3 separate regions of the Homo sapiens genome follow, and regions 1 and 2 are each linked to region 3. The links are chromatin loops, found by intact Hi-C in ENCODE. Cell type or tissue: mammary epithelial cell. All regions are shown on one strand.

The links. A loop is a pair of places that touch in the nucleus more often than their neighbours do. Peaks named below come from ENCODE experiments on the same cell type or tissue, not always from the same donor. Only the 100,000 strongest peaks of a DNase experiment are listed, where the experiment ranks them.
Region 1: a loop joins it to region 3, with 11 times the contacts of the local background. A loop is called at or near these places in 83 of 110 quality-filtered maps.
Region 2: a loop joins it to region 3, with 15 times the contacts of the local background. A loop is called at or near these places in 24 of 110 quality-filtered maps.

What each region holds. Positions count from the first base shown.
Region 1 is chr12:26,014,694-26,022,693 of GRCh38, reverse strand. The region is part of intron 2 of RASSF8 (Ras association domain family member 8); the gene reads right to left. Among named protein-coding and RNA genes, the nearest start is that of RASSF8-AS1, 59 kb to the right of the region's middle. In mammary epithelial cell, a CTCF peak has its summit at 4,887 (motif pointing right); no DNase peak of the experiment used is centred here.
Region 2 is chr12:25,553,333-25,561,332 of GRCh38, reverse strand. It overlaps a transcript of LMNTD1 not described here. Among named protein-coding and RNA genes, the nearest start is that of LMNTD1, 4.0 kb to the right of the region's middle. In mammary epithelial cell, a CTCF peak has its summit at 3,307; a DNase peak (open chromatin) is centred at 2,552; H3K27ac peaks cover 207 bases.
Region 3 is chr12:25,432,722-25,440,721 of GRCh38, reverse strand. It overlaps the pseudogene FAM133GP. Among named protein-coding and RNA genes, the nearest start is that of LMNTD1, 120 kb to the left of the region's middle. In mammary epithelial cell, a CTCF peak has its summit at 4,209 (motif pointing left); DNase peaks (open chromatin) are centred at 4,221 and 7,021; H3K4me3 peaks cover 270 bases; H3K27ac peaks cover 447 bases.

The sequences.
Region 1 (8,000 bases), 580 kb before region 3:
ACTTTTTACTCTAGAATTTCAATTTGATTCTTTTTTATAATTTTTTTATAATTTCTATCTATTTACCAATATTCTCAATTTGATGAGGCAGTGTATCATATCTTCCTTTACTTCTACAAGGATGGTTTCCTCTGACCTTTAAGTTTTTTCTGTTAAATTTCACATCTGGGTCCTTTCATAATTTGTTGTTTACTGTTTTTCTTGTGTATGGGGCACACTTTCCTGTTTCTTTGCATGTGTCAGATTTTTGCTCAAACCTGGACATTTTAGGTAATGTATTTAATCAACTGAATTTACTGAGACCTCTCCTCCCTCTCTGGGCTTGTCTTTGTTGCTTTATTTGTTGAGTAACTTGACTATTTTGGGAAGTCTATTTCTCCTGCAGCGTGAAGCCTTTGGTGCTACTCCTCGGAGGGTCAGCACTGGGCATGCACACAGTTACCAGCAATGACAGTGTCATGTTAGCAGGACTCTGTCTCTTTCCCTTATCTCTCTTTTGCCTCATCTGGTATCCCGCTCAGCTTTGTAGCTCAACCAATTCCCAGCTGATTGCTCTATTGTTTTCAACAATGTTCTAGAGTATAAATTGTTTCACAGTCTCATCCAAATAAACTAGGGGGTGGGGTTCTTTGGCCAGTCTTTGAGGTTTGATCTGACCCCTCAAGAGGGAGCGCTCTTCTTAGCTCCTTCTCTGATTCTCTTTTGTGAATTAGTTGGCCTATGTTTAGCCTACTGCTCTTAAAAGAAGCTAGCAGTGGGCTCTTATTTGCTTACCACCAAAGCCTCTCGTTTCTGAAAGCATCCTTAGGCTTGAAGTTCCCCACACTGTGCTTCAAATAAAATCAATTCCTTTGGGGAGGGTTTTTGGAGTTCTCTGTTCTTACAGACTGCTTCTCTCAGTGGGCAAAATCTCTCAGCCACTGCTCTGGGGGCTGGGTAGGGGGAGCAGTCTTTGGTATTCTTGGCTTGCCTTTCTCAGTGTTGAACTTCTCTCCCTTACAAGCAAGGTAATGGCAGCTTGAGAAGCTGCACAGACCTGCACCTTACAAGCAAGGTGGGGTGAGGGCAATTAGAGCCCCAGTATTCTAGGCTTGCCACACCTGGGGTAGAAACTCTGCCCTATGCGTAGGGGCTGGGTGGAGGAAGAGAACCTCTGACCACATTGGCACACTCACCAGGAGTTTAGCCTCTGTAACTTAAAGCTGGAGGGGATGATAAATGCTAGCAGTTTGCTCTCCCAGTGAAATATGGTTTCCCCTCATTGGGATCTGTAGAGCCCTTAAGACCTGATCACCTCATAAAGGTCTCACCTCTTAATACTGTTGCAATGGCAACTAAATTTCCATGTGAGTTTTGCAGGGGACAAACATTCAAACCATAGCAGAGTGGGTCATAGCTCAAGTGCAGGACTTGCTGTTCTGACCAAGTTTTAGATTTTCTTAAATATATGTTTCTTCATTTGTTGAGTGTCTGTAGGACAATTTCCAGTAATTTTATTATTTTTTTTTTGAAAATAGTTTTTACCAATTATGTTTGTTTTGCTGTGGAGCAGGTCTGTGCAACTTCTCAAGCTGCCATTTTCAAAGGGGAGCTCCAGTTTCTATATTTTAGGTATAGAAAGAAGGAAAAGATTTTCGAAGTAATTGGAGTAAAGAATTCTCCTAGATTTTTACATTTTATTCCAATAGTTATGATAAACAAAAAACAAATACTGCAACTTTACAAAGTGCTAGACATTGCCCTGAGTGCTTAGAAAATATTAATATATTTAGTCCTTCGTAAGATACACATGTTGTTTTACTTTCCTCATCTTATAGATGAGAACATAGGCCCCAAAAGCTTCAGAAATTTTCTCAGGTCACACAGCTAAGTGGAAAAGCAAGGTTTAAACAAAGGAAAATTAACTTCACAGACTGTATTTTTTTATTTCACTTTTTTCCCTAGAAATAGATACTTAAAATTTGGTTCACAATGTAAGTAAATTTTTAAGTCTGTGTATTAAATGGTAGTCTTTTTTTTAAACTTAAATATTGTTTAAATATAATTTCCAACGGCTGCATAATTTTGTTCCATATTGGCAATTTAGTTTTCACTTTCACAGCAGATAGCTCAGCTCATGTCTCATTACCTCCTCACCCGCACTGAAAACAATATTCTTTTAAAAAAAAAGTTTCAATCTCTTTGTAAAGTGTTTTCTCTTATGGTTGGTTTATTTTATATTTACAATCTATTTTTACATTTGTTTCAGTACAAAGTGCAGTAGTTTCCTGGAGATGCAGTAGCAAATTACCACAAACTGGGGGAGCATAAAAACAACAAAAATTTTCCTCTCATAGTTCTGGGGGTCAGAAGCTCAAAATCACTTTCACTGGGCTGAAATCAAAGTGCCAGCTGGGCCAGGGTCCCTCCAATGGTTGCAGGAGAGAAAGCTTTCCTTGTTTTTCAAGCTGTTGGTGGCTTCAGGTGTTCCTTGGCTTGTGACCACGTCACTCTAATCTATGCCTCCACAGTTCAACAGCCTCATCATCTTCTGTGCCTCTACCACTCTCCTGTAAGGACCCACCAAGATAATTCAGGGTAAGTCCCTCTTCTCCAGATTTTTAACTGATTTATTTTGCTATATACAGTAATATTCTCTATTTTGCCATAAAAGGTGACAAGAATTTACTTGAGATATACACCAAATGTGATCCTTAACACATTCATTTTCTTCCTGTTACATCCTAGACAAATGCCATAAAGCTGCAAATTTTAAGCTGTAGCTCTGAGGTACCTCAGAGACACATAGTTTAAAAATAATTATCAACCAATCAATATCCAGAAAAATTAATTCCCCCTTATAAGAGAATTATCTAAGTCACAGTTTAAAATACAGCATTAAAATCCATGTTTTTGCCTAATCCAAACATTCCTTTAAAGGAAAAATAACTCCTACTGGGGCTACAATATGACATAATAAAAAATAGTAATAATTTTTAAAAATAACATGGTACCCTTCTGCAAAGTGATAAATCTTCTACAACCAGGAATCCTTTTAAATTTCAAGATTTCTTTTAAGTCAATTTAGTTATACACACAGACACACACAGACACACACACACACACACACACACACACACACACACACACAGTGTATGCCCGAACTTCCACACAAGCCTGTGCCTGAAGAACATTTATGTTATTTAGTCTGTTCTGGGAGCCATAAGAAAGTTTAGATTTTGTTGCACCACAGTTATTTTAATGGCTGTAATGTAATGAGACTACATTTTTATTTAATATATAATTTCATGCGTGCAGATGGGTGCTGTACCTATTAAGGCAGGCGATTTGGGAAATATATACTTATTTATTTTTTGCTCCTTCTCAAAATATATTTGAACTCCTCTTTTAGAAATTGCTTCTATATTATTTTTTATAGTCATATGGTCTTTAAAAACAGCATTCCTAAACTCACTCATGAGCAAAACTTACCTCATGTGACATGCTTTTGCTATTACTAAGATTATTTTGAAAGAATATAGCGCAATAGAGTATACTCTGTACTGCTCATAATAGAGACACTCTCCAAGGGACAGCTACGATCACTCCATAATAACCTGAGCCAACTAACTACTCAGTCACCTTTGTGCAATCCATCCCCATGCCACCTATGACCCAAAAGACCTCCTCTAAATGTCTGTTTGATTAAAAGACAGCATACCACACCACTTCACCACTATGGCTGAACCAAGCCAGGTGGAAGTCAATAATCTCACTTAGCCATGATGCATGGGAGGACCAGATTTACCAGAATTTAGTCCAGCTCTTGAGAAAGGCTTACTGGGCAAGTTTGGATGCATCAACTCAAGCAACTCATGAAGCAGTTATTCTAAATAACTTATCTGATTGCCAAGAGGCCAACATCAGACACTGGGTCTGGGGCCGTATCAAATCTGCCAATTTACTTCCTCATTGTAATGACTCCTGTGGTGGGCAGGTAATTATCCCTGGTTTGACCCAGTATTCATCCTCTTTCCTCTGAGAGTGGCATGGGGTACAACAAGAACAACATAGGGTCACCTACACCCCCTTTCTGCTGGTTCTCGCAACTATGTAATTGCTGGTCAGTGATTCCAAGTTGTAAGTGTTGTTTCCTGACAACTTTATCATCCTCTAAGAAATTAAAATCACATTCTATGGTTACTAATGCTGTGATCCACATTTGGTTTTATAAAAATTCCTATTTTTAGTTTAGTTTTTTTAGTACATAAATTTTATCTGTCAATAAAAAAATGTTAAAGTGACATGTTAGAAAATTTTAGTCTAGTTATATAATGTAAAGAATTTTTAAATTTAAAAAATTGATTTATTAAAAAAAGGTTCTAGAGCTATTTCAAAAATAGTTTAAGAATAAAATCTTCATAGGCAGCTCCAAATTTGCTAAATTTGCTACACAAATTTAAATGACTTGCATAGCATTTAAATTTATATTCTAATGGATATAGCTAAGAAACATGATTAAATGAAGCAATCCTTTAAAAAAAGTAAACAAAAACTGGTGTTTATAGTGACACAGAAATTCTCAAAGATTCATCTCAAGAATACAGATATCCTCCAATGAAAAATATTAATAAATGTTAACAAAAGTTAATAAATCAGTATGTCTAACAATCCATATAACTCTTACAGACATTTCAGTAGAAATGAAATCACGTGATCTCACAAACTATCATAGCCAATGGGAAAGGGAAAGGGTTTTTCACCATGAAAGACTTTTCGGGTTGTGTGGGCTGTTAATGATTGCCTCTGTTCCAACTTCAACCTTTTTGCTTGTTTTATGAAAATGGATCTGGACCCTTAAAATACTTTTTCCTAGATAGTCACTCCATGTGAAGTTTTGCCAAGAGAGGGCACTAGTGAGACACAGGAAAGGGCAAGAGGAGCGGCTTTTGCTTTCTGGGGTCCTCCTGTGGCATGGGGGCTTCCCCAGTCTGCAGGTCCTGCAGCAAATGCAGCTTCTCCTGTGACCAGCTCCTACAGTGTACAAGAGCCAGCAGCAACCAGCAGGTTCCCTCAACACTCACCTTGGGTGCGTTTTTGGTAGACTGCCCCTGGCAAGACACCTCCCTAGTAAAGTGGATTACTGGTAAGTTCCATCAACAAGGTGACTTCTCTGCTTTCCAGTGAGCCTGAGCCAGGCCCTCTCCAACATGATATGGATCACAGTCCCAGGGGGCCTCTTCTTTGGGCATTCTATCTCAGCCTTAGTAGTAGTAGCTCTTAAGTTCATATTATATAATATTACATCTGCTAGTCTTACATTCTTGAGAGTCTCTTCACCTCTTATCAATCTCTAACTTCCAATCCCTGGTTATATTTATAGGCTTTTACATTAAACTTTCCCTATTCAAATTATCATGCAGTTTCTCTCTCCTGATTGGACAAAGATTGATATCCAATTCCAGCAAATGAATGTGCAACAGAAAGCACTGTTTTCTAATTCTTCTTTGTGTAACTTAGGATAAATATTCCTACTTATAATTAACAATATTGATATAAAGACAAAAGCAACCAAAAATTTTTTTAAAAAAATATTTCATTTACTTATGGCTAAATAGCTTTTTATTCCCATATGAAAAATCAAAGAAAACCAAGTAAGAATGTTTCCTCATTTAATATTATTCACACATAGGAAAAAAAATTCCAGTGGAAAGTACTAAAAACATGAAGCAAATAAATTTGTGGAAAAAAATACTTGTCTAGTTTGTACACAGCAGATAAATGAAAGAATTAGGTCAATTTTACAAACCACTAGAAATGAAAAGAAAAAGATCTCAACTAATGAATGAACTTCAGATGATATTTTCATTATCTATCCTGTTTTGTTAATGTGAGTAGAAAATCACAAAAATAAACAACTATTCAACAGGATAGATGAAAATCAAGTAACATTAGGCAAGAAAAAGAGGAAGAAGAAAATATTTTCACACCTTATGAAATGGACTGACGTGGATAACTGCCAACAAACTAATTTTATAAGCAACTTAAACTCTGAAGGAAGTCTGTTGATTTTTAGAAATTTTATATTTTATAGTTAGAATTACCTAAAAACAGTTTGCCCACTCAATATAAAATCTGCAATTTATAAAGCTCTTTCGCACAGATTCTTACATGTAGATAACAATATCAACAAAAAGATCACTCCCCTTCCTGTACCCCAGGTTCCAAATTGTGAACTTCCAGAACAGGCAGCAAAAATGTGCATATTAAGGTAACACGGCAAGAAAACATCTGGACATGAGGGCTACAGTTAAAGATTATTGGGAAGATCTTAAAATCTCAGGCCAAAGGAGAAGCTAACTCTTTATTTAAAGGACCACTATAACCAAAGCAAAAACAGCAAAGCAAAAGCACTGGTTATTAGACTTTAAAACCAGGGAGATTCATTTTATATAATCCAGAAGCAAAACAAAAACCAACCAAACAAACAAATAAAAAAAAAAAAAAACCCAAAAACAGCCCTTAATAACTCCAGATTTTTAAAAGTTTAAAACAAACAAAAATGAATGAATTTTCCATGCATTTCAAGGGAAAATCAGCTCTTCCTGCCTCTAGTTAAACAAACTCTTTATAGTTGAAGGTTCTGAGTCTCCAATTTTAGAGATTATGACTGCTCGACAGGCAAAATACAGGTTAAAAATAAAGATAATTAGTGATTTGGTAACAAATTATAAACTCCAACTGGCCACAAGCACTTGAAAGTAACCATTAGTTAGTTAGTGGGGTCTGTGATCATGTGATCACAGAGTTATAGAGAAGTGCCGCCTTGTGTTCTTAAAGTATGCACAGCTTTATTCTTATCAATAAAGAAAAAAGAGAAATTGTACCACTGAACAGGCAAAGCAAACCTGAAAAAAAACATTGCTAATGAGTTATTTTCTTTAATTTCGTTTATTTTTCCAAAGCACATCCAAATCAGCATTTCTTACAACACAATAGGTCCGCTAACTTTAGGTATTGTTTTCTTATTCTAACAACATCACTAAAAAATAAGTAGGTATAATTTCTGTTTCTTTGCAAACTGAGATAAGTAACTTCAAGTATAATCTTACTTAACTTTAAAGACGTACACAAAACATAAGCAGTTTTCCACGGCCTCACACATTAATTTGGATGAGATTTCACCTCAATCTCTTTGCTTGTCAGGTGGCCTATCAACGGAAAAATATTTTGACATAAACTATTTTCTATTTCTCGGCTCTGTGTCTCAGATTTCAGAGGAGAAAACTGAAGAGAGCATTTTCTAGAAACGTAAACGCTAAGCAGCAGGCAGGAACGATAATTGATTACTGTCAGTTTTTTGTGGTCTTTGGCTCAAACATTCCAACCCTGATCTCCATGACAAAGTGCTCCTCAATAATCTTGCAGTAGGTGCAGCATCTTTTACCAAGGGATCAGTAGAGAGCCTAAAATACCTTTTGACCATATATGGATTTTTTTTTTTTTTTGAGACGGGATCTCATTCTGTCACCCAGGCTGGAGTACGATGGCACGATCTCAGCTCACTGAAGCCTCGACTTCCCAGGCTTATGATCCTCCCACCTCTGCTTCCCAAGTAGCTGGGACTACAGGCGCACACAATGATGCCTGGCTAATTTCTATTTTTTTTTTTGGACAGACGGGGTCTCACTATGTTGCCCAGGCTGGTCTCAAACTCCTGGGCTCAAGCGATCCTCCCACCTTGGCCTCCCAAAGTGCTGGGATTACAGGCGTGAGCCACCATGCCCAGCCTGTATGGAATATTTTTTTTTTAATGCTGTTTTCCACTGAAGTATAGTAAGGTCTCAAAGGAAAAAGGACCAAATAAACAAAAGCTATAATCCTAATCTTAACAAGTTTTTATTTCCACAATTACAGCCATATCACAGAGTTTTAAATTCAATTCTCAAAGGATTAGCATTTTTGTTCTATGATTAGAATTTAATGAAAACTTCAAAGTTTCTGCTAATTATATAAAAAGA
Region 2 (8,000 bases), 120 kb before region 3:
CAGAATCTCTGGGACACATTTAAAGCAGTGTGTAGAGGGAAATTTATAGCACTAAATGCCCACAAGAGAAAGCAGGAAAGACCTAAAATTGACACCCTAACATCACAATTAAAAGAACTAGAGAAGCAAGAGCAAACAAATTCAAAAGCTAGCAGAAGGCAAGAAATAACTAAGATCAGAGCAGAACTGAAGGAGATAGAGACACAAAAAACCCTTCAAAAAATCAATGAATCAAGGAGCTGGTGTTTTGAAAAGATCAACAAAATAGTGTTGGAAATTCTGGCCAAGGCAATCGGGCAAGAGAAAGAAAAAAAGGGTATTCAATTAGGAAAAGAGAAAGTCAAATTGTCCCTGTTTGCAGATGACATGATTGTATATTTAGAAAACCCCATCATCTCAGGCCAAAATCTCCTTAAGCTGATAAGCAACTTCAGCAAAGTCTCAGGATACAAAATCAATGTGCAGAAATCACAAGCATTCCTATACATCAATAACAGACAAACAGAGAGCCAAATCATGAGTGAACTCCCATTCACAATTGCTTCAAAGAGAATAAAATATCTAGGAATCCAACTTATAAGGGATGTGAAGGAGAAACACAAACCACTGCTCAATGAAATCAAAGAGGACACAAACAAATGGAAGAAGATTTGGTGCTCATGGATAGGAAGAATCAATATTGTGAAAATGGCTATATCCCCCAAGGTAATTTATAGATTCAATGCCATCCCCATCAAGCTACCAATGACTTTCTTCACAGAATTGGAAAAAAACTACTTTAAAGTTCATATGGAACCAAAAAAGAGCCCTCATTGCCAAGACCATCCTAAGCCAAGAAAGCAAAGCTGGAGGCATCATGCTACCTGACTTCAAACTATACTACAAGGCTAGAGTAACCAAAACAGCATGGTACTGGTACCAAAACAGAGATATAGATCAATGGAACAGAACAGAGCTCTCAGAAATAATGCCACATATCTACAACTATCTGATCTTTGACAAACCTGACACAAACAAGCAATGGGGAAAGGATTCCCTATTTAATAAACGGTGCTGGGAAAACTGGCTGGCCATATGTAGAAAGCTGAAACTGGATCCCTTCCTTACACCTTATACAAAAATTAATTCAAGATGGATTGAAGACTTAAATGTTAGACCTAAAACCATAAAATCCCTAGAAGAAAACCTAGGCAATACCATTCAGGACATAGGCATCGGCAAGGACTTCATGTCTAAAACACCAAAAGCAATGGCAACAAAAGCCAAAATTGACAAATGGGATCTAATTAAACTAAAGAGCTTCTGCACAGCAAAAGAAACTACCATCAGAGTGAACAGGCAACTTACAGAATGGGAGAAAATTTTTATAATCTACCCATCTGACAAAAGGCTAATATCCAGAATCTACAAAGAACTTAAACAAATTTGTAAGAAAAAATCAACCCCATCAAAAAGTGGGCAAAGGATATGAACAGACACTTCTCAAAAGAAGACATTTATGCAGTGAACAGACACGTGAAAAAATGTTCATCATCACTGGCCATCAGAGAAATGCAAATCAAAACCACAATGAGATACCATCTCACACCAGTTAGAATGGCGATCATTAAAAAGTCAGGAAACAACAGGTTCTGGAGAGGATGTGGAGAAATAGGAACACTTTTACACTGTTGGTTGGACTGTAAACTAGTTCAACCATTGTGGAAGACAGTGTGGTGATTCCTCAAGGATCTAGAACTAGAAATACCATTTGACCCAGCCATCCCATTACTGGACATATAACCAAAGGATTATAAATCATGCTGCTATAATGACACATGCACACACATGTTTATTGCGGCATTATTCACAATAGCAAAGAGTTGGAACCAACCCAAATGTCCATCAATGATAGACTGGATTAAGAAAATGTGTCACATATACACCATGGAATACTATGCAGCCATAACAAAGGACGAGTTCATGTCCTTTGAAGGGACGTGGATGAAGCTGGAAACCATCATTCTGAGCAAAGTATTGCAAGGACAGAAAACCAAACACCCCATGTTCTCACTCATAGGTGGGAATTGAACAATGAGAACACTCGGACACAGGGTGGGGAACATCACACACTGGGGCCTTTCATGGGGTGGGGGCAGGGGGGAGGTATAGCATTAGGAGATATACCTAATGTAAATGACGAGTTAACGGGTGCAGCATACCGACATGGCATGTGTATGCATATGTAACAAACCCACATGTTGTACACATGTACCCTAGAACTTAAAGTATAATAATAATTATAATAATTATGCAGGAAGTATAGTGATTAAATAAAATTGGGGGATTAGCATTCTAAAAAAAAAGACTGTCTCAAAAAAAAAAACTGTAAGTCAATGACAAGAGAAATTTTGGAAATTATACAAATACACGTGATATTGTTTGGCTCTGTGTCCCCACCCAAATCTCACCTTGAATTGTAGTAACCCCCACGTGTCATGGGAGGGACTCAATGGGAAGTAATTGAATCATGGAGGTGGGTTTTTCCCATGCTGTTCTTATGATAGTGACTAAGTCTTATGACATCTGATGGTTTTATAAAGGGAGTTCCCCTGCACATGCTCTCTTGCCTGCCGCCATGTGAGACAACCCTTTGCCCTTCCTTTGTCTTCCGCTATGATTGTGAGGCCTCCCCGGCCATGTGGAAATGTGAGGCCATTAAACGTCTTTTCTTTATAAATTACCCAGTGTCGGATATGTCTTTGTTAGCAGCATGAGAACAGACTAATACAACATAGAAATTAAACAATATGCTCCTAAATGACCAGTGAGTCAATGAGGAAATTAAAAAGAAAATTGAAAATTTCTTGAAACAAATAATGGAAACACATATACCAAAACCTATGGAATATAGCAAAAGCAGTACTAAGAGGGAATTTTATAGCTGTAAGTGCCTACGTCAAAAAAGAAGAAAAATTTCAAATAACAGGTCTGATGATGCATCTGAAGAACTAGAAAAATAAGAGCAAACCAAACCCAAAATCAGTAGAAGAAATAATAAAGATCAGAGCAGAAACAAATGAAACTGAAATGAAAACAATACAAAAGATCAATAAAACAAAAAGTTGGTTTTTTGAAAAGTTAAACAAAATTGACAAACCTTTAGCCAGACTAAGAATAAAAGAGAAGATCCAAATAAATAAAGTCAGAGATGAAAAAGGAGACATTACAACTGATACTGATCTTTCTTACTCCTTTAATTGAGTGCTCCTCTCATAGGTTAAAATTTTTACATATTTTAAACAGGGTTCCTAGGGGGCGCTAGTGTTCCATAAACTAGAGAATCAATATTTGGCTGTTATGTTGAATAATGACTGCCTTTATCCTGTTTGCAGAGGGAATAAAAGCTAATGAATAGAATTTCTCAATTCAAATTGTTCTCCAATAATGTGTTACAGGCTTTGGCTCCAGACTACTTTTCTGCTAGAGATTGCCCATATATGATAGAAGAAAATGAAACTGCAAATTTATATCAATAGGAAACCTCAAAATTAACTATTTGCTCTTGGTTCAACCATTTGTTGGGTGTTATTTTGTTTCAAGACACATGGGCTGGTGGTTGTGATTTCATAAGATAGATTAAAAGAGTATAGGTGAAATAAATGTATTGGTTTGTATTTTTTTAAAAATTACTATACAGAATATAGTGTTCTGCAAATAAGAGCAAATGTTATGAATCTTTGTCTCCTGAACAAGTCTGAGGTGTCCTGACTTGACTTGGAAAAATAAGTGCTATATTCCTCTAAAGAGTATGAATAGAAAAGATTTGCAGACAGACTACTCCTAAAATACATGTAATGTGTAAAGTAATTAGACAGTTATTTTGAACTATTGCTAAAATTGGTATGTCTGAGGATTCAAACCAGTGTTTGAGACTCAGCCTCAGAAATGCAGATCTAAGACCTTAGTGTTGTTTTTCAACAGGATTTTGTGATTGGGAAGCTCCATGAAGATTACTTTGAACAAACTGTCTGAAACTTGAAACTTCCAATACATGTCCTCTAGCCTCTCTTGAAATACCCCTCGTAGGAGCTTAATGTGACTCTAACTTGAAGGTAAAATAATAGCATCTGTGTCTGAGGCTGTTATTACACGTGGATCTGTGTAAAAGAAATGAATTGACTGAGTACATTTTTGGACTAGCAAAAGGCTTTATAATAGGAATTTATACTATTTTTATGTGGGTGTAAATATGAAATTGAATTCCTACAATTGTATTCCAAACTCTTTGAATCTTAGATAATGGAACATGTCATAGTGTTTAAAATTGTAGTCCTGAACTGATTATTACTCAACTGCATATTACCCATGGCCTGAGAGGGGAAGAAAACTATCTTTATATATGCTGCCTTCATTCACACAAGACATTTTATTTGTATTACCAATTTAATAAAATCTCTTGCTGTGCAAATCTTCTCCACATGTGGAGGCAGAGAACTAAAATATATAAAGCCAGTTCTTTGTGTTCTTCAAATCTTTAAAAATTGTGTATATGTAATATTTTGTCTGTTTTTTAAACTTAAGAATATGGAATTTTGCCACTTTTAATTTTTTCTTAAGGTAGAAATCTCACAACATGAAACTCAGTTTTCATTACCCTAATTTGACCCACATCTACTCTTATGGGGCTTCAATTCCCCAGCAAAATTCTCGTACTTTCCCAACGCGGGGTAAAGGCAAAGAGAATTGACAGAGTGCCAAGAAGACAGAGGAGAGAGTGATTTGAGATGATTTGAGACCAGACCAGAAAAAGCAGGATGAAGCTGGTTCAGGAATGGACAAGCATTTAGGCAGATACCACAGAAAAAGGAAGATATGGAACAAGAGTAAAGCAGAAACAGCAAGTACAGTGAGGAGGTCTCTCTAATAGATGGATGAGACTAAATCTTGGCTCTGCCATTTACTGGCTGTATAAGCTTGGAAGAGGTATTTCATCTCTTGGAACTTCCACTTCCTCATTTGGAAAATGGGGAAATTCTCATCTTCTAGAGCTGTGGTGAAAGAACCGTATAAAGATTATTGCACTGGCACAATGGCTCACACCTGTAATCCCAACACTTTGGGAAGCCGAGGCAGGCAAATCACTTGAGGTCGGGAGTTCAAGACCAGCCCGGCCAACATGGCGAAACCTCGTCTCTACTAAAAATACAAAAATTGGCCGGGCGTGGTGGCACATGCCTGTAGTCCTAGCTACTTGGGAGGCTAAGGCAGTAGAATCACTTGAACCTAGGAGGCAGAGGTTGCAGTGAGCCGAGATTGCACCATTGCACTCCAGCCTGGATGACACAGCGACATCCATCTCAAAAAAAAAAAAAAAAAAAAAAAAAAGATTATTGCACCTCATGCACCTCTGCTTCTTCCTTTCAGTTCTTGCTGACCCTCTCCTTCCTGAGCAGACACAGCCATGTTGATGACACCATTAACATTTGAGTCTGTGCATCCCAAACTGAGGCTTCTATTTTAGTCTTTTTGCTATGGAGAACTTAGATATTTGCAGTCAAAAATAATCATAATCTATAATGAATCTCCATGTAACTATTACTCAGCTTTAATAATTACAAGTCATGGCCCAACTTTTTCATCTACATTCTCATCTGCTTCCTACTGTCTGTATTCATTAGAAACAGAGGACGTCATATCATTTTATCTATAAATGTTTTAGTATGTATCACTAAAAGATAAGAACCCTTTTCAAAAAACATAATCATGACACCATATCACACCTAAAATATTTACCAGTTATTCCTTAATATCATTAAGTACCATGTGCTTAAGTTTCTACTGTCTTATAAATTTCTACAGTTTGCTTGAATTAGGATATGTTATATCCACAAATTACAAAAAGTGTCTTTTAAATTTCTTAGTTGATTAGCTAATGTGCTCTTCTGTTTCCTGTATTACATGTAAAGCAGAGGATTCATCAGATTCAGGTTGATTTTGTTGCTGCTGATGGTATTATTGCTACTGTTATTCTCTGTCCAATAAGTTGTATCAACCACATGAATACTACCAAGTTGTATTGCTATTGGTGATGTAATTTTTTCCAAACTGATAACTCTTGGAAACGTCTGAACAAATCAATATAGAGTCTTTCCGGAATTTAAACAATAAATAGTTACATCCTAAAGACTTTGGTATATACTAAAACTGCAAAAATATTTTGTATTTATATGACATATAGAGCTAGGCTTTAGGTTCATATAATTCTAATCTTTTTTTTTTTTTTTTAATGACGGAGACTGGTTCTGTCACCCAAGCTGGAATGCAGTGGCACGATCTCAGCTCACTGCAACTCCACATCCCCGGTTCAAGCGATTCTCCTGCCTTAGCCTCCAGAGTAGCTGGGATTACAGGCACCCGCCACCACACCCAGCTGATTTTTGTATTTTTTTAGTAGAGACGGGGTTTCATCATGTTGGCCAGACTGGTCTTGAACTCCTGACCTCAAGTAATTCACTCCCTTTGGCCTCCCAAAGTGCTGGGATTACAGGTGGGAACCACTGTGCCTGGCCAGATAATTGTAATCTATTTTTCACCTGCATGAATGCCTAGAAAGGCACGTGTCATGTGGGAACACTATTTACTAAGTAGGATTATCTGCCACATTGTGGAAAGTCTAGCATCTCTGGGTTCTGTCTACCAAATGCCACTAATACCCGACCCGAATCTTTAATGACTACTATCAACATCCTCTTACATTTACAAAATGCTCTCTATGGTTCACTTTGGCCCCTGTTGAAAACCACTAAATTAGTTTAAGCAACAACAAAAGAGGAAATTGGTTTTCATTGCATATATACAGTAATTTAAGAAAAGGAAATAAGAAAAATGTCTACTATGGGGAATGAGTATTGAAACACTCACAACTTCAAAGCCTTCAAAAGTTTTTCTCAGCTGACAGAATTTTATTTCTCCAAAATATGTTGGAAAATATGAGCAGGCTCTCTGATAAAACCAATGAGGTCATAACGACTTTATGCTAATATATGCAGTTCAAGTAGAGAAATTTTTAACAGCTAGAAAGCCATCCAGACTGGTACAGGTAGGGAGACTGGGAGAGTGACAAGAAATGACAAGCCCATTTTTAATTCTTTACTAAGCGTAAGTAAAAATTTATAAACCTTCTGATGCTATATTTACATAATTGGCCCATAATGTTCATAAGGAATTGTGCTTCATCTCTGAGAGGGAGGAAATACGGTCAAACGTTTACTTCCTTTTAACTTACCTTATTACGTGTTACACGTCTTGACTTTTTCTTTTTGGCTTTTTAAGACAGTTACTTTATTGTCTTTAAAAATCATTTTCAAATCTATATTAGAAGATATTTTAGTATTATTTCTGAAAGCAGGTATTGTTTATTCATGGTACCTAGCCAGTTTTTAAGAAATAGTAGAATCTTATTAACTATTTTTAATAAGCTTACTCATCCAGTAATCATCATTTATATATCTTATTACTGTATATAATCATGTACTTTCATAGTTATTAATTTTATTGCCATACTATCATTATCATGAAACATTAAGTGTGAGTGTTTTACACAGAGGAGAAACTGAATTAAGTGATTTCTTCTAAATCATACTGCTGGCATAACTAGGAGAAGAATTTAGGTGTTCTGGCTTTGATTTTATGATTTCTACCAATAGACTTCTTTTTGCATTGAAGTTTTATGGTTTCTATTCTTGCTGCCTAGCTGTTTCCATGTGCTCAAAGTATTTGTCCAGAGAGAGAGAAAGAAAAAAAAGAAGAAAAGAGTTGTGATTAATTTCCCCAGTATGTACATACTGGCCTTGACTCTTAGAAATACAAAACAAGATATCAATAATTTTGGTGGCAAAGTCTAGTGGAAGATATGGCTTTCCTAAGAGCAAATTACTTTATTTAATGTCTGCAAACTGCAAAGAAGGTACAGCATCAACATAGGAATTGTTCAGAAACTGGAACTTGGTTACTATGGA
Region 3 (8,000 bases):
TTCCTCAAATACCCCTTATTTCACTTAATAATGGCCTCAAAATGCAAGAGTAGTGATGCTGGCAATTCGATATGCCAAAGAAAAGCTGTAAATTGCTTCCTTTAAGTTGAAACTAAAAGTTCTCATATGCTGAGGTTGTTAAGACCTATGGTTAGAATGAATCTTCTATCTGTTAAATTGAGAAGGAAAAAGAAACTCATGCATAGTATGTATGGGGTTCACTACAATCCACAGTTTCACGCACACACTGAGAATCTTGGAACATATTTCCTACGGATAATAAGGAACTACTATATGGTCCTAAAAGGTCTGGACCACCTGGACATCACATAGAATATCACACTCATCTACTACATCATGACATCATATGCTTTGGACAGGTCAAGCAGGAGGTAGCTAGTATACTGGTGGCCTTGGTAAGACATTCTGTGCTGTTTTTACTTACAACACTTATGATATCAATGTGTAGGGTCTTTTCCTTAACCAAAAAAGTCTGCAACTCTCCAATCCTCTGACACCAATTGAGTGTCCTATGATTCAATCCAATTCTGGCACTAACTATGTGGGATTCGAGTTGGGCCCCACAGATTTAAGGACTCAGTCCCACAAGGATGCTCTTACTTTAGACTCCAGTTGTAAGTATTGGGTCTCCAGTGAACACATACTTCTGTCTGACGTGGCTACAAAATGGGGCTCCCACAATCCCCACCTCAGGTTTGTTAATTTGCTACAAGGCCTCACAGAACTTCGGAAAACAGTTTACTTACTGCTTTACTATAAAGGATACAATTTAGCAACAGCCAAATGGAAAAGATGCAAAGGGCAAGGTATGGGAGAAGGAATGTAGAGCTTCCATGCCCTCTCTGGGAGGACCACTATCCCAGCGCCTGGATGTGTTCGTCAATCCAGAAGCTCTCTGAATCCTATCATTTAGGGTTTATGATGGAGGTTCAACTATGTAGGCATGATTGATTAAACCATTGGTCATGATTAAACTCAATCTCTAGTTTCTTTCTCCTCCCTGGAGGTTCAGAGGTGAAGTTGAAAGTTTCAACCCACTAATTACAATGGTCGACTCCTCTGGCAAATAGCTCCCCTCCTGAAGCTATTTAGGGGCCCATCAAGAGTCACTCTGCTAGCATAAACTCAGGTATGGTTGAAAGATATTTGTTATGAATACCAAAAGATGATTCTATTACCCCTATCACTAAGGAAATTCCAAGAATTTTAGAAGACCTGTGTCAGAAACCAGGGACAAGGGGCAAATCTATATTTTTTATTATCACTGACATGTATTTCAAGAGATGAGAGATAAAACCTGTGAAGATTCATGACTAGCTACTTCAGTGAAGTTTTGGGGAGTCCAGTAGGTGAGTGGTGTGTAGGGTTAGCTCTTCCAAACTAAAGACAAATTGCTGCATCTTGCGTCTCCATCTCCTACCACAAAGAAAGGCCACCACTTGTCAGCTTCCTTGAGCTCTGGAGGTAATACATTTCATGCCTGGTAATATTTCTACAGCCCATGTATCAGGTGATATGGGAAGCTTCCAGCTTTGAGTGGGGCCTTGAGCAGGAAAAGGTGTCAAAGCAGGACCAGGCCACAGTGCAATCAGCCCTGTCACTTGGTCCATATGATTCAACAGGCCCCATGGTAAGAGGTGTCATGTGGTGGGAAAATATGTAGTAAAGAGTGTTTGGCAAGCTCAAGTGAAAGAATCACAACTCAGACCCCTGAGATTATGGAGCAAAACCATGCCATCAACATCAAATTATGTGCACTTTGAAAAACAGCTCTTATTTTTGGTGTGTTTGGGTCCTAGAAGTGATGGAACAATTGACCACGAGAGACCAAATGACCATCTGGAAATGCTTATTATGCACTGAATTCTGTAGGATCCACTAAACCATAAAGCCACATGATGCTTACTCATGCCTTCCAGTCCTGCTAGTAGCAGTCCATTGCAAGAGAGTGCTGATATATGTGGGATTAGACCTGAACAGGGCTGGAAGGCTTGAGTAAGTTTCATGAGTAGGAAACCAAGACCCCATATCACCAAGCACAGCTATACCAGTCAATGCCCCCAACTCTTGCACTTATGAACATATTTGGGTGGGAATGAGGGAGGGTGGGCCAGAGGGGTCCTGTATGACCAGATAAAAGAAAGAAAGAAGCCAAAGCTTGGTTTATGGATGGATTGGCTCAGTATATGGATGAAAACCAAAAAATAGACAGTGGCTTCATTACAACCACATTCAGGGAAAGAGAGTAAAGAGGAAATCTTCCCAATGGCAGATCTATGAGCAGTATAACTGGTCATCCACTTTGGATAGAAGGAGAAATGACCCAAGGTGAAAATATATATAAATTCCTAGGAAATGGCCAATGGCCTAGTTGTGCAGGCGGGGAACTGGAAGGAAAAGGACTGGAAGATCAGAGACAAGGAGTCTGAGGAAAAGCCATGTGGGTAGACAAATGGGTGAATGTATAAAGTGTCAAGACTTGTGTCTTACATGTGGATACCCACCAGAAAGCATCTACCATGGAAAAAGCACTGAACAACCAAGTAAAATGAGATGACTCAGCCTCTTGACATTAACTAGTCTTTGTCATTGGTCACCCAGAGCAGGCATGATGAACACATGAACAGGCTGGACATGGTGGCAGAAATGGAGGCTATGTGTGAGCCTGACAGCATGAACCTCACTTACCAATGCCTGTCTACCTACTGTTACCTCTGAACATCCGAAGAAATAAACATTGAATCTTCAATATGGCATATTCCTTGAGGGAATCAACCAGCCACTTAGTAGCAAGTTGACCACATGGAACCCTTCCATCCTGGAAAGACCAGTCAGCCGTTCATCCTCACAGGGACAGATACCTGTCCTAAGCGTGTGTTTTCCTTTCCTGCCTGCACAGCCTTAGCCAGCACCATTACCAAGGGCTTATGGAGTGCCTCATCCACAGACCTGGAAACCCACACAACAAAGCATCCAACCAAGAGACCTACTTCACCATGAAGGCAGTGTGAGAGTGGGCCTGTGACCCTGGGAACGACAGATCAAATCACATACTGCACCATCCCGAGGTGGCCAGCTTCATAGAATGCTGAAACAGCCTACTCCAGCTAGGTAACAAAAGTTATTTGTCATTTTTATCATTCAAATGGCATATTTCACCATGGGGATGCGAGAAGCAGAAAATCCTGATGTGCAGAGAGAAATGAATGAAGTAATTACATAGAAGGAAGCAGATGCAGCAGACTGAGAGAGATTGAGTACCGACAGATCTCAGGTGTCCAGTTACCCACAGCCCACAAGACACCTCTGTTTTCTTTTTCTTCTTCAAGTTCTGGGATACATGTGCAGAATGTGCAGGTTTTTTATGTAGGCATAATGTGCCATGGTGGTTTGCTGTACCCATCAACCCGTCATCTAGGTTTTAAGCCCCACATGCATTATTTGTCCTAATGCTCTCCCTCCCCTTGCCCCCCACCCCCCAAAAGGCCCCGGACACCTCTATTTTCTAATAATTAATCTACCCCCCTTTTTCATAAGCAAGCTTGATTTGGTTCCTGTTATCTGCAACTAAAAGATCTTATCTGATACAATACATTTCAAAGAGGCAAACTTCTGCCTTCACCTGATGAACTTTCCAATAAATAATACAGTTGTTCCAAAATGGAAAACGCTTCTCTTATCATTTTGAGGTTTAGACAGCCCTTCATCACTGTGTAGAAGAAATTCTGTCTATTATAAATAGTTGAACTAGATAAACTGAAGGTCCCTTGCTAGTTTGAGATCCTCTGACAAATATCAGGAAAGCCATGATATGGAAAATAGAATAGTTTCACTCTTTTGGGAAATAAAAAATAATGAGTCTCCAAGTGCTCGATAACATTCCAAGAAAGGATGTGTGAGAGTGTATTACATTGCAGGGGGAAAACTGACAGATTCTAGATTTAGCGTTTGTTGGAAAACTGGAACCAAAGTTTACAATGATTTCTCTTTTATTAAATTAATACACACAAAAAGCCTAGAAGCTCAGTATTTGGGATGCATAAAATATAAAAATAAAATATTAAATGAAGTAGCTTTTAAATGTATGTTTTTATTTACTGGCTGAAATGAAAATTGAAAAAGATTGCACAAAATTTTTTGGCAAAATGCTGTAGTATGCTTTCTCTTGATATCACTGCCAACAATGCCCTCTAGTGGTAAACCAAGTAGGCACTGACTAATGGGGGGAAAATGAAACAAGCAAGCCTGCTAAACACATTGGTAAGATTTTCATGAAAATACGAACTTTTAGTGCAGAAGGACCTGCGGCAGGCCTACTTCAGCTGCCTCCCGAGCCAGGTTTCCCTTGGTGGGTGACCGTGTCCCTTGATGAGTGACTGTGCGCTCACTCGGGCACCAAGGAGAAGCAGGACCATCGGGTAGCCTATGTGAATCCAACAGCAATGGCCAGATCAAGGGGTCCAATCCAGTCTTAAGGGCCAACAATCCAGGATTCTCTCCGTCAACCAAGGCCTATCTGGGAAGAAGTGCAAGAGCAACTAGAAAAGAAAAAGAAAAAGGCGCCAAGGCTTTGTATGAATTTGAAGAAAAAACTAGAAAAACACAGGAAGAAATTGTTAAGTGAAAGTAAGAGCTTATCCAAAAAAAGAGAAAAAAAAAGAAAAAGAATAAATCTGGTAGGTATTCATCGTCTTCATCATGCTCTGATTCTTCCAGCAGTTCTTCTGATTCTGAGGATGAGGATAAGAAACATGGAAAAGGGAGAAAGAAAAAGAACCATTCACATAAATCTTCTGAAAGCTCCATGTCAGAAACTGAATCAGACAGTAAGGATAGAAAGACAATAAGGAAGAAAGACTTCTTTTTAAAGAAAAAGAAGGACCCAACTGAGAAAGAAAAAGGCTATTAAACGACTCAGCAAAAAGAAACCCATATTCTGAAGATAAATCTTTATCACCTGAGTCCTTGTCAGAATCAGAGTATATTGAGGAGATAAGAGCAAAAAAGAAGAAAAGCAGTGAAGAATGAGAAAAAACAACACAAAAAAAGGAAAAAGGAGCATGAGAAAAACAGTAAGAAGAGAAAGAAGGCTGCTAGTTCAAGTCCTGACTCATCATAATATTAAGAAAAATCAGGATTCCCTTATAGAGAAAGTACAATGTCTAAGGAAATTTCAACTGTGAAAATTACAACATATTTACTATAATGCATGAATTTTCTTGTTTTTAGAATTATCCTTGGACTGGCCAGACGCAGTGGCTCACGCCTGTAATCCCAGCACTTTGGGAGGCCAAGGCGTGTGAATCACCTGAAGTCAAGAGTTTGAGACCAGCCTGACCAACAGGGTGAAACCCCGTCTCTACTAAAAATACAAAAATTAGCTGGGCCTGGTGGCTGGTGCCTGTAATCCCAGCTAGTTGGAAGGCTGAGGCAGGAGAATCACTTGAACCCGGGAGGCAGAGGTTGCAGTGAACTGAGATGGTGCCACTGCACTCCAGACTGGGCAAAAGAGCAAGACTCCATCTCAAAAAAAAAAAAAGAATTATCCCCAGACTACCCAGTAGCTATTCAAATGCCGCTGTGTGCAAGGGCCGTAAATGTTGCCTGCTGCTTATCTATTCTTTTCTCTTCCAGTGCTTGATAACTCTGGGAGATAATACATTGCAGTAGCACTAGTGGTTACAATATTTGGGAATAAAATTAATATTTTTGACTAGAAGTGTACAATGATAAATCAACAGAAATCCAACTTGAATACATCTTTAAGGTGGAATCAGAAACGGCCAGATGTTAAAAATTTTAAAGTAGTTAAAATTTTTGAAGTAAGGATTACATTGACATTTCAAAATCCGTACTCTGTAGATCAGTGTATTTTAATTTTTTCCCCGTGTAGACTTTTATTTACCTGGGAAAGGTGCTTTTTAGGATGCAGGGAGGAGGTGCTTTGCTGTCTCTTTAAGCTAGGAGAACAACATGCCTTTGATCCTCACACTTCCTGTATTTGAGGAAAGAGTAGCCAGGCTTTATGGAGAGGTCAGAGCTGGGTGCCAGGAGTCTTGCCTTTTACTGAGCTTAGGGACATCCTTGGATTTTGTCATACGCTTCTTTGAATGAACCAGAGAAACAGCCCTTTTGCAGCATGAGAAAGCCCCAAAACCCCTGGGATTTACCTCCACTTCAATAATACTGAATATTTTTTAGCATTAGAATATGCTGGGTCATTTGAATTAATTTTGATGACACTTTGGCTTTGGAGAGAAATGGTTTCAAATAGACACTGGTACACTGGTACTTTTTGAACTTGAAAACTAAATATTCTAAAGTGCATGTTTCATACCATAAAGTTTTAATTAGTCAGGAAAATTCCATGTAACCAGTGATAGTTCCTTTATTTTTTGTATGAAGTTTGTTTAGGCTGCAATGTTTAGCTTTTGTTAACTCCTTTCTCTTGCTGTCTTAAGTTCACTGCTGTGTTTAATGGCACACTTGCCAAGATATTGAGCATATAAAAAGCAGGGTTTTGATTTTTAAAAAAAATACAGCTTCATATTGAGGCTGAGACTTACCATAAACAAGTTGAGTAGCAAGCCTGGTATGCTGTGTCTTGTTACATAAAGCTATCGCCAGAATCTTAGTAAATATAATGTCTTAAAAGTTAAAAAAAAAAAAACAGAAAAAAGAAAATATGAACTTTTACACTTCCAGTTGGTAACTGAATGTTATATTTGGCAATAAAATGAACCTTTACAAGGTACTGCAGCATATACCTTAAAGCACAAGCATGTCAAAGCCAATTTTCCCCTGTGGTTTTCATGAACATATGCCAAACAGCACAGGAAAATAGCCATCTGTAAGGTCTCATTGGGGCATTTCTGGGTCACAACTTCCACTGGTATCTTAAAAGAAATTAAAATCTGCTTTTATGGAGGATGACATCATTCACCAAAAAAACTGCTTTTAAACCCGATTACCTTCGAGAATTATAGCCATCAGGCACCAACAATGACTCATTCCCACTTTCAAGGCTTTATCTGAATTCTGAACTCATCAACCAGGTAAAGTCTCTTTGCTTGAGAATTCTTCAAACTATAGCTCTCAACTGGTGGGGCAAGCTGGTCAAAACAAGTTACAGTTATAGGAATAAAATTTCTCTAATCCTGGCTCAGCAAAGAGCTTCCCAAAGGAACTGCAGGTGAAGTAAAAGAAAGAAGGCAACTTACACAGCTTATTCCCCTCTAATTCAAACCAGCTCTAGTACTCTTATCTAAATCTGGCTTAAAATTTCTTTGTCTTTGCAAATTGTTCTCCTTTCTCTCCACTCCAAGCCTCCTTCCTTCATACTTTCTAATCATTCTCTCTTCCCTTCAGTAGCTGACTGAATATGTGTATGGTATTAAGAGGCACTTGGAGCCTCTTATGACAACTATATTTGTATGAGAATATTTGCTCTGGATGACTTTGTGTAAAGTATTAACCTACTGGCCTGTTTCAGGAATTCTTTTATTTAAACAGAAAGAAACACATCCTCAGAGAACTATGCTGTGAGTTGACAAGGACTGTTAATATTAATTCCTTTAGGAAGACTGAATGGCCACATTCTGTGAATGCTAAATGTTTCCTAGTTTTGCATTGGTAAAAAGGAATTCACAGACTAAATAATAACTCTAGCCTGTATCAACCTTAAACAAAGGCTCATGAGGTAAACTAAGCTTCAATATCATTTTCTCCATTGCCATTTCTGCTGTACCAGAAACAGTCTTTGGAGTCACGTGGCTGGCCTAGGTGTAAATCCCACCATTGCCAGACTTGGCTGTGCTGTTGAGCAAGTCATTTACACAAGCTAATTAAGGAGCTGTTTGGAGACTCACAGAGCAATTGTCTGACAATTTTACCTGCACCTAGCACTAGGCCAAGTGAAAACACAAAGATGTGTAGATGCCAAGATGGCAGGAAATAGTACTGTGTTTCCCAAGTATGGT